Linked DNA regions of Homo sapiens: region 2 is linked to region 1. Evidence: chromatin loops called from intact Hi-C (ENCODE). Cell type or tissue: dorsolateral prefrontal cortex. All regions are shown on one strand.

Region 1 (8,000 bases):
CTTCCCTTTAGAATATGAGTTCTAGATGGCAGATCTACTTACAACTGCTCTGAGGTCTTTCACTAGCTGATTTATAATCCTATATTAAAAAAAAATCTATAGTCTGCAGTCTTTTGACATACTTCTCAAGGGTGGATATGTGGTGGAATGCAGACTCCATCAATATGTGTGGTTTTGTTTGCTTTTTGTAGCTTAACTGCTGTTTAGAAATCCCAGAGGAATATGATTGAGGCCAGAGTTACATTGGTTCATAAAATTCGAACAGTTGAAGCTGTTTTTGTTAATTGCTGGGCCACAACCAGAAATCCGGATGATGGGAGAGAAACACTTCTTTAGGATAATGATTAATTTCCATAAAGATGAGTGCTTTAACAAATTTCAATATGCAGTTGCTGGGGCGGGGAGGGTGGGTGGGCACTAATTAGTTTTACCGTTTTCAGCAGATGTTGAATTCAAAATGCCAGCAGCATCTCAAATGCCAGTCATTAGGTCTGTCTTTCATTGAGGAGTGCTGACCAATGAAATCTCCACTCTGTTTAATGAGACCTATCTAGGCAGAGTCAATTAAATCAAATCTCTCCTAACATCCTTAATATATCTGCAGTGTGGGCAGCACCAACAAAAGCAGCAGAGAGGGATTTCCAGTATTAATAAAGGGATTCACTGCTGCATTTGGAGAGGGGAAAAAAAGAAGGGGTGAGTGTTGGGGCAAGACCTTTATGGACTGGGGAAAGCCGGTAAAGTCTGAGCGAAGGTGGGGGTGGGGTAGAGGGTGGGGGCGAGGGAAGAGGAGCTACTTAAAGGGTAAAAAGCTAAGTAAGGCGATTAGAGAAAGAGCCTTAATGTAGCTCAGGAAGGGATCTAACCCCAACCGTTTCCCTCCCCTGTCTCTTCCACCGCAAATCCAATTTACCACTTGCAAATATGAAGCTGGAAAAAGGTAAGGACCCAGAGTTGAAAACATTTTCGCTTTAATACTGAAAAAATATGCCATTATAAAATCCTCGAATAGAATTAGTAAGTTTCACGTGCTTCCTCGGTTCTCTTTTCCTACTTTATAAGTAAGATTTATACCAGCACAGAATTGCTACCATAGGATCGCAGCCTAAGCACTAGAGTGACATTAATTGGTCATGCTTAACTGCCTCAAAATCATTTTTTAAATAATTACACTGATACTATAATAGAAATCATGGGTACTTATTTTACATTCAGATGGAAGGCATTATTGGATATGTATTAAAAAAAAGACCCCCTGAAAAAAATAAAATAAAATAAAACATCACCATCAAAATAAAAGAACCCAAAACAACCCCTAAAAACTTCCCTCAACAAAATACATTGTTAACTCATAAAATGGACTGATGACTAGCCATGCAAATGTCCTAAATAAAACCTTTACATTTTTTTCACAGTTAACTTATGCTCTGAACTGCCTACCGATCACAAATAATGGCGAAATGGCACTTTCTGATTATACTGTATTTTGTTTATAGAAAGTTTGATACGATGGAACTTATCAGGTAAGAGGGTGGGTGCTGTGAACGAGATGCCGTCTCCAGTCGCGGGGGCGGGCAGAGTCCCTGGAGCGCGTGGATTCCATGCGAGCCATGCAGCACTTTTTGTTTTTTGTCAGAAGTCAAAGTTACTTATTTACAATACATTCATGCCTTCGTGCAACTGCCCATCCCTGCGTAGCCAACAGGGAGCCATCACGGGGCTAATCCACAGGGGAAAAATAGATATCTATCTCTCTATATAGATGTGGATATATGTATATATGTATAGAACCGCGGCATCCAACCCCACAGGCCCCGGGGCCGAGGGCGAGGGCACTGTCAGTTCTTCCAGCAGGGTCGTGCTGGGCTTTCTGTCAAAAGGGGCTCTCAGCAAAGAGCGAGCTGGCTGCGCTCTCCCAGCTCTCCACAGTCTGCTCTTTGTTTCAAGGAGGGAGCTAAGTAAGGGGTCAGGCCCTTTCGGTTGTGCGAGCTCACAGTTATTTATCTACTTATGCCCATCCAGGCTGATGGCGCGGGGATTTGGGTACACGCCCCTCCAGCCCCCGGGGTGCCTGCGGTGGGGAAGGATGTATCGCCTTCCCTCTGCCCTCCCCTATTGGGGTTGGGGTCTTAGTCTGAGAGCGAGTGAGAGCCACAGTCATACACTCTGTGGGCCCCATCTGCGTTGTAAGGCCCATTGTGCCAGTAGGAAGAGTCACAGACTGTCTGTAGGGAATTAATCTCGGACGCGGAGGAGTTGGCATCTCGTCTCTTGGACCGCTTTCGGTTCCTCAGGATAAACACGAGCATGCCCACCACGGTGAAGGCGGAGGTGACAAACACCAGCAGCAGTCCCGGGACCAACACCGAGATGGACACCCTGCTGGTGTCTAGGTAGGAGTTGGAGTGCGTCCCGGTCTCCGCCAACCCAGTGCTGTTTTTACTGTGCGAAGTTAACGTGGGCGAGATCCTAGCGTACAGCTGAGGGCAGATCTCGTCATTGGAGAGGAGCATGAAATCCTTTCTAAAGAAGTTCACCGGCGTCTCACACTTGAGGTCGCTCATCAGCACTTCGGAACCCAAGCGTTCTGCCCACTGCTTGAAAGGCACAATTGTGCAGGAGCACTCCCAGGGGTTTCCGTGGAGGTCTATCTGGATGATGGAGGTTAACTGGTCCAGCACCCCTGCCACCGGGAGGTACATGAAGTAATTGTTGTGCAGGCTGAGTTTAGAGAGCGAGACCCCAGCGAACACGTCCACAGGCAGGGACCTCAGCAGGTTGTTGTTGAGAATGAGGATCCTCAGTTTGGGCATGGCATTGAAAGTGCCCGGGAGGATGAGCTGGATAGCGTTGTACTCCACGTTCAGGTACTCTAGGTTTTGCAGCCCCGCGAATTTCTCCCGGGACAGCGTGTCCAGGTAATTGCTATCCATGTATAGCCACCTGAGGTCCAAAAGGTTCTTGAAAGTGTTGTTCTCTACAGTAGCGATGTTATTGTTGCCCAGATCCAACAGAATGAGGTTCTTGTAATCCACAAAGTGCGATTTTCGGATGCTGTGGATCTTGTTATCTCGTAGGAAAAGCTCCTGCACGTTAGAGAGCTTGGGCTTCAAATCAGCCAAGCTGCTCACGTTCCTGTTGTTGCAGTTCATCTTTAAACCCGACCCTGGGATGTGGTCGCAGCTGCAGCCCCCAGGGCAGGGTAAACTGTTAGCTAAGGGTTTGTTCCTGGAGCTACCCGTCGCTATCGCTGCTGTGGGTCTGATTTTGATCTGCCAGTTGCCTGGGATCTTTGTACCTCCGTTTGGAGCAGACCCTGGTGTGGCATGATCCTCTTGCCCATTTGTCTTGAAAGGAGTTGGCAGGGGTCCAGGAGCAAAGGTCTCTTCTTGGGCAGGGGGCGCCGGGAGACTAGAATCCACTCGGTTTTTCAAAGGACACAAGTCCTGTTCGGTGGTTTCATTGAGGTCTTTACCCTGCAGTCTGGTGGGGGCTTCGCAGACCACTCGGCCGATCAGGGCATTCTTGGGAATGTTTTCCAGCCATTCTTTCAGGGAGAGCAGATCACAGGTGCAGTCCCAAGGGTTATCCTCTAGCAGGATCTCCGCAATACCAGGGATTTGCTCCAAGACCTCCTCATAGGGCAGCGTTTTCAGCCTGTTACCCCGGAGGTCGAGGTGGGTGATGGGCACATACTGGAACACGTTGGCAGGTAGGGTGCTGATGAGATTGTCATTTAAAATGAGCACCTCCAGCTTGTTCAAGTCCTGGAAGGCCCCCGGGTCTATATCTCGTAATAAATTAAAATCAGCCTGGAGATATTCCAGATCGTCCAGCCCCAGAAAAGTCTGCTTTCGAAAAGACTTGATCTTGTTGTTGTTGATGTGCAGCCTTTTCACCAGCTGCAGCCCCAGAAAAGCCCCCGGAACGATTTCATGCAAGCCATTGTTTTCCATGTGCAAACTAACCGCATTATAAAAGTTAGCGAACTCATTAGGGAAAAGTCGAGTGAGGGAATTGCCATGCAGAAATAAATGGTAAAACTGGGAAGTCGGGGCAGTGAAACGCTGCAGACTTGTGAAGCCCTTTTTTTCACAGTCTACGTGTAGGTCCCCTTCTATCTCATTGCAGGAACAGATCTTCTCTTTGCAAACGTCCCCTGTAACGTTTCCAGCGGCAAAACAAAGAGACGTCTCCAGCAACAGAATCCAAAGCAGCATTTTTAAAGCGAGCAATTCATCCCCGATCTCATCACAAAGTAACAGCGACCATCCTGCTCGCCACAGACACAATTCAAGTTCATTTAGTGCTCCAATGTCCGAAGCCAGGAAAGGAGAAGAAAAGGGTTTGGGGGGGTGGGGGTGGATTCCTTCCTCCCTAACCCCCCCGCACTGCAATAGCCCAGACGCCAGTCAATAATTATATCCACAAACTATCCAGGCACGTAGTGCAAGGCAAGCAAAGAAAAAAAAAAAAAAAAAAAAGTAGGAAAAAAACCCCACTCCCCCACAACACTTTAAAAATAACAGAAAAAGAAGTTAAATATATACATATAAATTAAAAGTACACCCTTACAGAATCTCATCTACTGATCTTCACTGATCAGAAATGAAACAATGCTAGTAATTAGAAGCAAGTGCATGTTAGAGAAACAAGCAGAGGGTTTGCAGCGTAGTACAGGCGCACTGCCTGTGCATGGCTGTGCGTCGGACTGACCTTGCCTCTCTGATACAAAGCAGGGTTTTCCGCGGCTTCTGTTGTTGAGGCTGCTGGTGGAGTTCTTGCTGTGGTTGCGGGTTGCCCAGAAGTCCCCCCGAGGTGCTGTCCAGTTCCCCCGGTGCTGAAATCACGCCCGACCGAAGGACTCACGCTGCCCAGCCAATGGCGCTGGAAAATTTCCGCAATCGCTGCGTTTTGTGGTTGTCCATCCTTTTCCTTTCCTCCCCTTCGGTCCTCTTAAGGCTTTTTTTTTTCTTTTCTGTGCTCTCGCTCTCGCTTACTAGCTCTTCTTTTCCTGTTCTCCTTCTCTTTCTTCTGCTCTTTCGGAATTACGTGGAGGGGGGCGGAGGGCGGGGGGCGAGTTGTCTGAGGGAGGAAGAGAGCGCGAGAATGAGGGGAGGGGGGCGGAGAAGAGAGTTGCTAAGAAGCTCTGCTCGTTCCAGCCTGGTGCACTCTGAAAGATCTGACACCCTCTGCTGATCTGCAGTAGCAAAAATCCATCTGGCTAGGGAATGCTGAAAGAAAAAAAAATCAATCCACGTACAGGGCAAGCGTTAAAAATGTGGGCATAAAAGGCTGACGATCTACATAGATGCTTATTTTAAATGGATTATTTGATTATTTTTGCGTGCTGGAAACTTTACCCTTTCCTTTCCTTAACGAGTTCACAGCCCCCACCAGCTCCACCATTCGGAAAGGAGTGCTTTTAAAACATTTATTTCCCAATGGCTTGAATAAAATTAGTGTCAGGGTGTCAAGCGAACAGCAATTTGAGGTAATTATACTGCACGCCATTTTCATCGGTTCTTTAAATGCATTTCTTCCTTCTCTGCGGCACAGTGTTTTACGCTATTTGATGTCTTTGAAACATTTCTTTTGGTATGTTCAAAGTGGCTTTCGGAACATATATGTTACATAATATCATAATTGAGTATGAATTTTTTTGCAAGGTATATAAATTAGGCATATACTTTTTAAAACTTGCAGAAATTTAGTCAATTTGGTCATTGAGAGTTAGGTTCTTTGATATTTCTTGAATGTTATTTAACTCTGGAGGGTGAAACACAATGCATGCTGAAGTCCTTGATTCCAGTCCCGAAAGCTTTAACTGAGAACCGGAAAAGAAGGGAGAGGGGGCAGGGAAAAATCCCAAGATGATTTGTGAGTGCTGTTAAAAACCCACTGGCAGGCAGGCGCGCGCACACTACACGCACGCACACACACACACACACCCCACTGACAAAGTTTTCACATCAGTTTGAACTAATTTAAATGTTTACAAGTAAATAACCAGTTGCATTTTGAGAGGAGGAGATAGAAATCTCTGGACTCTAAAGCTCAGCGAGAACGCTCTCTGCAGGTAGCCGGCAGCTCCTCTTCGCGCAGATGCTTGTTGGGTCACTGATGCTGGGGAAACACGAAGCTCAGGCTTTTTCCAGTTAAGGAAACAACAGATTCCAAACTCTGAGCTTATAAAAATCCAGTAATATCACCTTCTGGGATGGAAGAAAACGTGAACATGCTGCTTCCGTGAAGCCTCTTTTGCTGACTTTTCCTTTCAGAGTCGACACCTTTTCACATCAATACGTCCTAAAATATTTATAGATCATTTTAGGATTTGAAATTTTTAGGTCTTTTAAATAGAGTTACTGTTTGGCCCTTTCTTCACTCTATGCAGAGAGGATATGTTTACACCACTTGCCTTTTTAATTAGGTCTTTTGCAAGTTGGACAGCTGCAACGAGCTTGCTAATATTTTGTGCAAAAGAGCAAATGTTCAAGGAAGTGTGTATTTTGAGAAAGATGGGGAGTAAAAATTTGGGGGAAAGGACTGGGGTTGGGAAAATTCCCAAGGCTAGGGAAGGTCTTAAAGATGTTTACAAGATTTTTTTTTCTGGGTCAGAATCTAATTTCTAGGTGGGTGGAGAAAATTTCATATCTATATACAATGTTTTCATATGACAAAATATTTTTGTTGTATTCCTCTGGTGAAATTCAGTGAAGGGAGGTGGGGATGAAGACATTTCAGTGTGTGTGTGTATGTGCATGCATGTGTGTGTTTGTGTGTGTGCACGTGTGTACACTAGAGAGATCTTTTTTAGACATCCTGATACACTTCTGAAATAACTCTGTTCTCATTTAATTTGACCCATTACCACATGTAGAGAGTGAAAAAAAAAGACCTTAATCAATTTGAAACCATTATGCTAAAGAAATGCTATGCAGTTGAGAACTGCAGATGTGGAGGAGTTCAACTGAAGGAAATCATTTTTCTGTTTCTTCTTAAATAGGACTCAGGTCTAAAATATCTTGGCCCAAGAAACCACTCTGAGAAAGGAAATCAGCCTTATGGTGTCTGTGATTAATAGGGTTAGGCAAGACTCAAGGAAAACAGAAAAATGCTGGCTGTTTAGAAAGGACAATCATCTAAAACCCACATTTTTAACCTTAAAAGGTTACATTTTTTTTCAACTTACAGAATATTATCTTTATGTGAAGAGACTCCAAGAACATATTTAAGTTGATTTAAATGAATTTAGATAACCTACAGTTTGTATTCAGATTTCATTCTCCTCTTCACCCTTTAAATTCTGTATCTTTCTCTCATCCCTTATTTCTTCTTTCCTCTTAACACACCAATCACAATAGAAAATTTACAGTTAGGATTCTCCTATTTAGGTATCTTACAAAATTTTTTAAATTATATCCTCTTCAAATAATTTCTTATCTCTGCACTCTAAGAAAAAAGTGTGGTAGTTCTCAGATGAGCAACTAAACCTGAGAAGAAAAGATTAAGATTATACCGCCTATATGAAGATCTCCAATACAAACTTGCAAGCAAAATATAGAGGTACACATGTAAGTCTATTGAAATGGACCCTCTATAATAGCTATCATAATATTTTCATAATAAATATATTTTAGAGACATAAAACGGTCTAGAAAACCACACCTACAACTTCAAAGCCTAACTATTCAAGTTAAACAATAAATTTATTGGTGGAGAATAAAAATATAAGGGATTTATATGTGATCTAAACATTTCTAATACCTTAGGGGAATATTTCTTAGGCATGAATTTTTCTTAAAAGGGTTCCACGCTGTCTATTTGAGCTCAAGTGAACTCCTTCAGTTGCCTTGCCTCTCAACAGATAATCTCAGTAGCTGGAGATAAAGGATATTCCAGATGATGATGATGATTGATAATATTTGCTCAGGGCTATAGTTTAATTTCCTGGCTGTGACCAGAAAGATTTCAATTGTGTCATTAAATGTTCACAC
Region 2 (8,000 bases), 250 kb before region 1:
CCTTTCTAGCAAGATGTTTTTTACTTAATTCTGGCTCATAGTTTTCAAGCTGGAGGGTACTGCTCTGATTACTCCTGTGCCACATGAGTTCCTTTGTCTTTCTTCTAGCATTTCAGCATTATCATGCTCACCTTACAGCACATTTTCCCCCAAGGGTCTCAATGCTTTCAACTGATGATTTCAGCAAGGTTATTTAAATTTTTGTCAAGAGGAGTAGATTTTTAAAAATAAGATTCCTGGTGTTTTCCATATGTGCTGATTAAATGAGCAGCAGACTAAGCTAAGTTTATTAAAAACAACAAGAATTTTAGCATGAAAGAAAAAGGCCAACAGTAGGGAGCACCACAAAATTAAAATTATAACTTAGCCAAGCTGTGCTGTCAAAATCCAGTGATTTCTGTCTCTTAACTCCAGTGTGGGAAAGTGAGGAAGCTGAAGTGGAAAATATTATTTCTGGGGTCTGGAGACCAAAAGAGGCAAAGTAATTCCTGGCTAGAGGAAATTAGTTCTGTTCAGCAGGATCTGTATGCAAGCTTCTAGGGGCAGCAAGAGAGGGAGAGACCACAGAGCTGATTAAAAAGATCCATCATTCTGTATTCATGAAGCTTACTGTTGTAGGGAGAAACACGAGTGTACGATCAGTGAAACCCAAGATAAAAATGTAGCCGATTCTTAAACAGTACCAGCTTTGGTACAAACCTGTGTTCTGCCATGAAGAACCTTGAGACCTTATCAAAGATAATTCATTTCAGGCCTTCAGTTGCATTCCAAATTAGAGGACATAATGAAGAGTGATAATGGGGAGTCTTTAATATAATAACACATGTAGATCTCTTAGCATATTCCCTGGCCCATAATAAATGGCAATACATGTCATATATTTAAAGTAAAAAAAATCATAAACTATATGTGTATTTATCTAACTAGAAATAAAGAAGGAGAATGGCTATTTGAGTTTCATAAATGATTGAATAATTGATTATTGGGGGCTTAAAACACTGATGAAAGGGGTCATAATTTTGTCATACTGCTTAATTCCATAAAGATAAAAAGCAAAACCAGAAAAAAAGAAAAGGACGGTAAGTCAGGTAGATATTAATGTATTAGTAAAGATTTCGTGCAATTAAAGTACAAGGTGTTGTAAGGCTTATGATATTTTATCTTCATCATAAAGTTTCTAATTTTTTCTCTTACAGCAGAATATTTTATAGACAATACTCTTGAATCAGTAATTATTTTTGCTCCCTCGGGGAAGTTTGACAATGTCTGGAGACACTTTTAGTTGTCATAACTGGCCAGAATTTGCCACTGCAGTCTAGAGGGTAGAGACAAGAAATGCTACTAAACATTCTACCATAAACCGGAAAGCCTCACTACTACCCTCATCAAAGAGTTACCTGGCCCCAAATAGCAACAGTGTCACCGCTAACAAACTCTGTTTCTTTTTCATTGTAGATTCAAGATGTACACGTGCAGGTTTGTTACATGCATATATTGCATAATGCTGGGGTTTGGGCTTCTAGTGACCCCACTACTGAAATGATGAACATAGTACCCAATAGGTAGTTTTTCCAACCCTTGCCTTCCCCATCCCCACCACTACCTTTTTTGGAGTTCCTAGTGTCTCTTGAAGAAACTCATTTTAAATTAATCCAGTTTTTTTTTAAAATAATAAGTGTTACTGAGATAGGAGTGTGTGTCTGCATGTGTTTATGTGTGCGCAAGCACGTGTTCGAATGCAAGAATAGAGGTATTCCACAAATATATAAATCTTCTACAAGCAAGCAAAGAGAAAGAGGAAAAAAGGAGCTTTGATAATCGTCCAGTGTCATCTAGACTACAAGCCCATTATTTGCATAGGATTATGTATTGTATTTAAATGGCAGATTCAGAGCTAAAATCCAGAGTTTTCTACTGCTAAATCAAGGCATACTTCCTGAAATTATCTCCTAAATATCAGCATTAAGATTAGCTATTTTTGTTTCATTAGAGTCATGATAAGCACATTCAATGTTTCTAAGATTTCATGAATACAATAATGATATTTCTTATATTATGTTGTTTCATATCAGAAGCCATGGTTTCCATTTATGCATATTTTTATTGACTTCGGGATTCCCCATAAGATATACATTTATAAATGTTCTAGAATCTAGCCACTGTTTAATTTATAATGTAAATGGCACAAGCATATAATTTTAAGCATAACAAAACATTTTTTTTTTGTTCTTCCTACTCATGTAACAAAAGATTTTGTGCTAATTCTTTGTACCTTACTTATTGACTGTGTTTGCAAGTATGGTCATTCTGAAAGAGAGTAGGTATTTTCTGTAACTGTGCAAGTTCTGACTCAGAAACAAAATTAATCAGTAGAGGTAATATAACCTTGACCTTCTTTTAAAATATGTATTTGTGTAAAGTATGTTGCTTCAAACAATACAAAAGGGTAAGAAAGTGCCTATGCTGTACAGTAATACACAGCTTTATTAATTCAAGCTGTTTGTACTGCAGGGAAAGAACGCCTACTCCTGAACTCCTCTGCATTCTCCTCTTGAACCAAAGCAAAGAATTACAGAGGCAGAGCTAGTGATGCTGCAGCCTCTTAGTGAGACCATGTTTCTCATGGGCTTCCAGGGCTGCAGTCAGCTGTGACTGTGAGAAATTGAATACAAGCTTTGAATATCGGTCTCCCTTTCCCTGTCTGTTAGCAAAGATTACAAACCATGCAGAGCCAACAGGAGCAGAGTCATAAGGGCATTCTTGAATGCCCACAGATTTGGCTATTTATTAAACTCTTTGATAATGGGGTCTCCATCACTGGAAATATTCAATATGGAGTAATGTGTTTTTAAAGGGAATCAATCATTGCATAAGTAGCAGTCATAGAAAATATCTAGCATTTCTTCCATGACTGACATTTTTAATCAGGGTTTTACTCAACATACCTTCCATATTATGTATAAGAAAACAAATATCACTAGCAAAAATACACAGACATGGAGAAAACAAAATGCACCTAAACATTTTATTTTTAAAAAATGGCTAATGTGAACGCTTACAATTGTTTTGTAACAATGAATTATATAAATTTTTCTTATTTATCTTAAATATTAATATGTTGAATAAATTGCTATTGTTCACGCTAGAATTATATATATGCAAATCATGTTTTATCTTACATTCCCTCTATTTTTTGATGCTTTGTGCCATGGCAGGCACTGCCCTTCAAAAGAAGTTCATGTCCTCATCCCTGCAATCTTTGAAAATTTTATATTACATGACAAAGGGGAATTTAAGTAGCAGATGGAATTAAGGTTAATAATTGTGCGACCTTGAAATGGGGAGATTATCCTGGATTAGTTGAGTGAGCCCAACTTAATCACGTGTTCTTAATTGTGGAAGAGACAGGCAAAAGTGTCAGAGGGATGCTATGTGAGAAAGACTCAATCAGCCATTGTTCACTTTGAAGATGCAATAGGGCAACAAGCCAAGAGATGTGAGCAGCATCTGGTAACTGGAAAAGGCAAGAAAACAAACTCTTTGTAGAGCCTTCAGAAAGGAACATAGCACTTCCAAGTCCTTGTTTTTAGCCAGGTGAGCCCTATTTCAGACATCTGACCTACAGAACTGTGAGATAATAAATTTGTGTTCTTTTAAGCAACTAAGTATATTTTACTTTATAACAGCAGCAATGGGCGACTAATACAGTGCTAAATAAAAACCTCAACCCTGTTGAATCTGTTTGGTTGTATTTTTGGTTGCAAGTAAAATACAACTCAAACTAACTGAGGCAGAAGCTCAGAAAGGACAAATGCTCGTGCGATTTGGGAATAACTGGAATCATGAATTCAACAAACATCCGTGAGCTTTTCTCTCCTATAGTCTCTACTTCTCTATGTTTTGTCTTCATTATTTCAAGCAGCCTTTCCGGACACGTGATCACAGTCAGCAGGCAGATCCCAGAGACAAAGCACCTTAGCTTCATCTCTAATTAGGATTTTCAACTGAAAAAGAAAAACCCCAGTTAAGAGCCCAAATGGATCACTATATTCTCTTGTCCAGGTGGCCAATTTATCACTTCAAGCCTTTCAATAGAAAAACAAGAATGGATGGAGTGAGGGGAGTTTCCTAAAAGAATGTTGGTGTTTTACGATAAGGGAAGTGGTGCCTGCAGATAAAAGTAGAATCTACAACACAGGGTTTCGTGTATCCTCAATACACAGAATGGAAATCAGATCAATACTGCCTTCCAAATTGTAACAATGATAGAGAGAAACCAGTGATTACATAAACTAGTAGAAATAAGAAAAGAAATATATACATTAGTTCCAGGCACCCAAATTATCTTTGAAGATTGATTTTAGTGTTGGAAGAAATAAAAGTAATTGGAAAGTCAAGCTTTAACACTTTGAGCTTTAGGCTATTATAGGTTTTGTGTTTCGAAGTATTTCATATAAAGAGTAGCTAGATTTTTGGAAACATTAGGTTACCTACCATAATGGTTTCAGGAATGATTGCAAAGAAGCAAATGTAATTTAGATAGTCTAATGTGCTCCATTCCATTACCAAAATGAATTTCATTAGATTTACATTTGATTACCTTCAGTTTTAGCTTAAATTTTTATTACATGAACTATTCCAATGGTTGGATCTTCTAAAAATATTAGAATTGTGCATTTAAAAATATTGTTTTTCAAGACCTTATTTTGAAGTCCTCTCTCCCTCTGGCAGCTGTTCTACTTATCTGTCAAACAACCCTCAGGGTATTACAACTCTTCAGTATATTGATAGGTAAAGAAAGATCATCTCTTTTAGTAGATTTTTAAAGTTCTTTTTAAGTTCTTTGGAAACCCAATATTAATTTATGCAACATTAAACCACAAATAAAATTGAGAAAGTCTCATTTAATGACAATTTAAAAGTCTATATATTATTTTGTTAAGATCTTTAGGAAAACATAATAAACTATAATTCCTTTTACAAAATTCGGAAAATGCTCACTATTTCAGATATAAAGTAGCTCTCCAGAAATTTCAAATGAGTTTTACAAGAAATTATTGTTGAAAAGTAAATGCCACATGTCTTTAGCACAAATCAGTTTTCATGACCAATAATTATATATTCATCTTGTTCATTTTCAGTTTTTTATTTATAAGCATATATCTAGAAGCTTCATGTTAACTCCCCTAAATCAATGGAATATTTTAGCTTTATCTAATGTTTGACTTTTATGTCACAAAATTAATTATGAGCTTCATAATTTTTTAATGATAAAACAATATCAGCTTGGAAAATCAGAATATTTTCTGGTAATCAATCAAAATCTTGCCTAGATATAGTTTGGATTCTTTGAAAGACTGACACTTAACACCAATGTACTGCCAAATTTAAATATCAGAGTTCTAAGAGAGTTCAAGGGCAAAGTTGATACCTCTGCAGTAAGAAGAACTGAAGAAAAACATGGCTGGGCACGGCGGTTCACACCTGTAAACCCAGCACTTTGGGAGGCTGAGGCGGGTGGATCACGAGGTCAGAAGATCGAGACCATCCTGACCAACATGGTAAAACCCTGTCTCTACTAAAAATACAAAAATTAGCTGGGCATGGTGGTGCGAGCCTGTAGTCCCAGCTACTCAGGAGGCTGAGGCAGGAGAATCACTTGAACCAGGGAGGCAGAGGTTGTAGTGAGACAAGACAGCACCACTGCACTCCAGCCTGGCAATAGAGCAAGACTCAGTCTCAAGAAAAAAAAAAAGGGAAAAAGAAAAAGAAAAGAAAAACATAAAGGTATTCATTGCTTTATTAATATTGTGAAGAAATGCACATTAGATATATGTGGGGACATTTTCTAAAGAGACATATTATTTTATCTAGTGCTATTTTATGGACACAGGAGCAATTTATTCAGAATTAAATAAAGCCTCTCTTCAATAGAACTGTCAAATTGGTATACTCTTTTTCAAGTAGTAAGCAGTATGATTTGAACCACAGGGATTGTGGGTATGAATAATTGGACACTGGATCCTCAGAAATTTTTTTAAAATAGGCTGAGTGTGGTGGCTCACACTTGTAATCCCAGCAACTTGGGAGACTGGGGCAGGAATTTGAGACCAGACTAGGCAACATAGTGAAACCTGGTCTCTATGAAAATATAAATTAAAATATTAGCCAGGTGTAGTGATACATTCCTGTAGTCATAACTACTTGGGAGAATCATTTGAGCCCAGGAATTCAGGGCTGCAGTGAGCTATGATCAAGCCAATGCATTCTAGTCCTCCAGCCTGGGTTACAGAGCAAGACACTATCTCAAATAAATAAATAAATAGATAGATAATAAAATAGTCTATGAAAGTAATATTTTATCTATACAACATAAAAAATTACTTCCTTCTTAAAAACTTCAAATCAAAAGCCAATAGCTTTTTCCCAGTTGCTAAATTTGAAGAAATTCATAGACTCAGAACCCCATTAACTAAAGGCAGGTTTGATTTTCTTAAGCAGTTGTTATGAAAATATGGTCCTTTGTTCAACAACATTAGCATCACTTGGAAATGGACTAGAGAAATTCTCGTGAAATATTACACCCCCGACTACATCAGAAACTCAGAGTTTGGGCCCAGTAATCTTTTAAAAATCCCTTTAGGTGATCTTGAAGTGTGCTACAGTTTGAGAACCACTGTTCTTAAGGATGAACAATGTGATTTACAAAACCTGCCCTAAGAGAACTGTGCCCATTTGTCAGGATGACTATATACTAGGAAATTAATATACACACATCTTGGGAAGATGTTTAGATATTGGTTCTAACTAGTTCTTTTTGGTCAGAAAGGGAGTTTACAAAGCTGAGATCACAAAGTTTGGGCTCAGGTTTATCTTTCAAAAGGCCCAGGAATTCCACAAATACTATGCGAAGCTATTTCTTGAGTTATTGAAGGAAAAGTTAAAATAGATACATCTGTCAAATGGCATAATCTATAGCTTGGTTCTCTGACTCTTAAAGTGAGGGCTATTATTCCTGAAGGATCCAGTGGAAACTTGTATGGATGAGACCATCCACGCATACTAAAATGTTAAACCAAAGAAATGCCACATTTCTGGAAATTTTCGGAGATCTGTGAGACTGTTAAAGATTTGAAAGATGCAAAAGTGATGTTCTTATCACACTGCTCTTTTACATGATCTGTTTGGTAAAAAATCAGATGACTCCTACAGTGAGATCCTAACTATAACCATCTTTGAGGCCAGAGATATGGCATCCTTGCTAAAGTAATTCAACACTGTTCCTGGCACCTAGTAGCTATTGGGATCTGTCAAATTTATTATTTTCGTGCCAGTCAAAAATTATATCACAAACAGTGGTAGGGATAGAAATCCACCTTAATTCTCATTTCTCAGGAATAGTTCAACTGTATTGTTGTCTATCTCACTATTGTACCTAATAACATTTTAGTACTTTTTTTTAACTTTTTTATTTTTTACATTGACAGATAATGATGTATGTATTTACCTTGTACAACATGACGCATTATCTAACATGGTTGTTACTTTTGTGGTAACATAACTTTTTATTCACTCTCTTATTTTTCAATATGAAAAATTATTAACTATAATTACCAGGTTATAAAATAGATCTCTTGAAATTATTTCTCTTGTTAATTATATTTATTTTTCTTTGAGCATTATCTCTTCACTCCCACTACCAAACATTCCAGCCCCTGAGATCAACTTGTTTGTATTCTCCAAATATGTGAGATCATGCATGATTTATGTTTCTGCAACTGGCTCATTTCATAAATTCCTCCAACTTCATCCATTTTCACATAAACAACAAGATTTTCTTATTTTTTATGGCTTAATAGTACACAGTATTTCATTGTGTATACATCCTACATTATCCGTTCATTCATTTATGGAAAATTAGATTGATTTTGTCTACTTGCAATTGTGAATAGTGCTGCAATAAACATATGTATAAGTCCTACTACTAATAGTGGGATTGA

Evidence for each region. Hi-C counts contacts between places; a loop is a spot of excess contacts. Peaks named below come from ENCODE experiments on the same cell type or tissue, not always from the same donor. Only the 100,000 strongest peaks of a DNase experiment are listed, where the experiment ranks them.
Region 2: it touches region 1 in a loop (10-fold over the local background); 4 of 110 quality-filtered maps call a loop at or near these places.

The regions. Positions count from the first base shown.
Region 1 is chr13:83,877,288-83,885,287 of GRCh38, forward strand. SLITRK1 (SLIT and NTRK like family member 1) reads right to left here and starts at 5,187. Exons shown (of 2, transcript NM_001281503.2): 1 at 4,717-5,187; 2 at 1-4,273. The coding sequence starts at 4,220. The coding sequence ends at 2,130. In dorsolateral prefrontal cortex, CTCF peaks have their summits at 4,886 and 5,200; DNase peaks (open chromatin) are centred at 1,824, 2,444, 4,834, 5,134 and 3 weaker places; H3K4me3 peaks cover 6,546 bases; H3K27ac peaks cover 7,409 bases.
Region 2 is chr13:83,631,354-83,639,353 of GRCh38, forward strand. No RefSeq gene overlaps it. Among named protein-coding and RNA genes, the nearest start is that of SLITRK1, 250 kb to the right of the region's middle. In dorsolateral prefrontal cortex, no CTCF peak of the experiment used is centred here; no DNase peak of the experiment used is centred here; H3K27ac peaks cover 1,141 bases.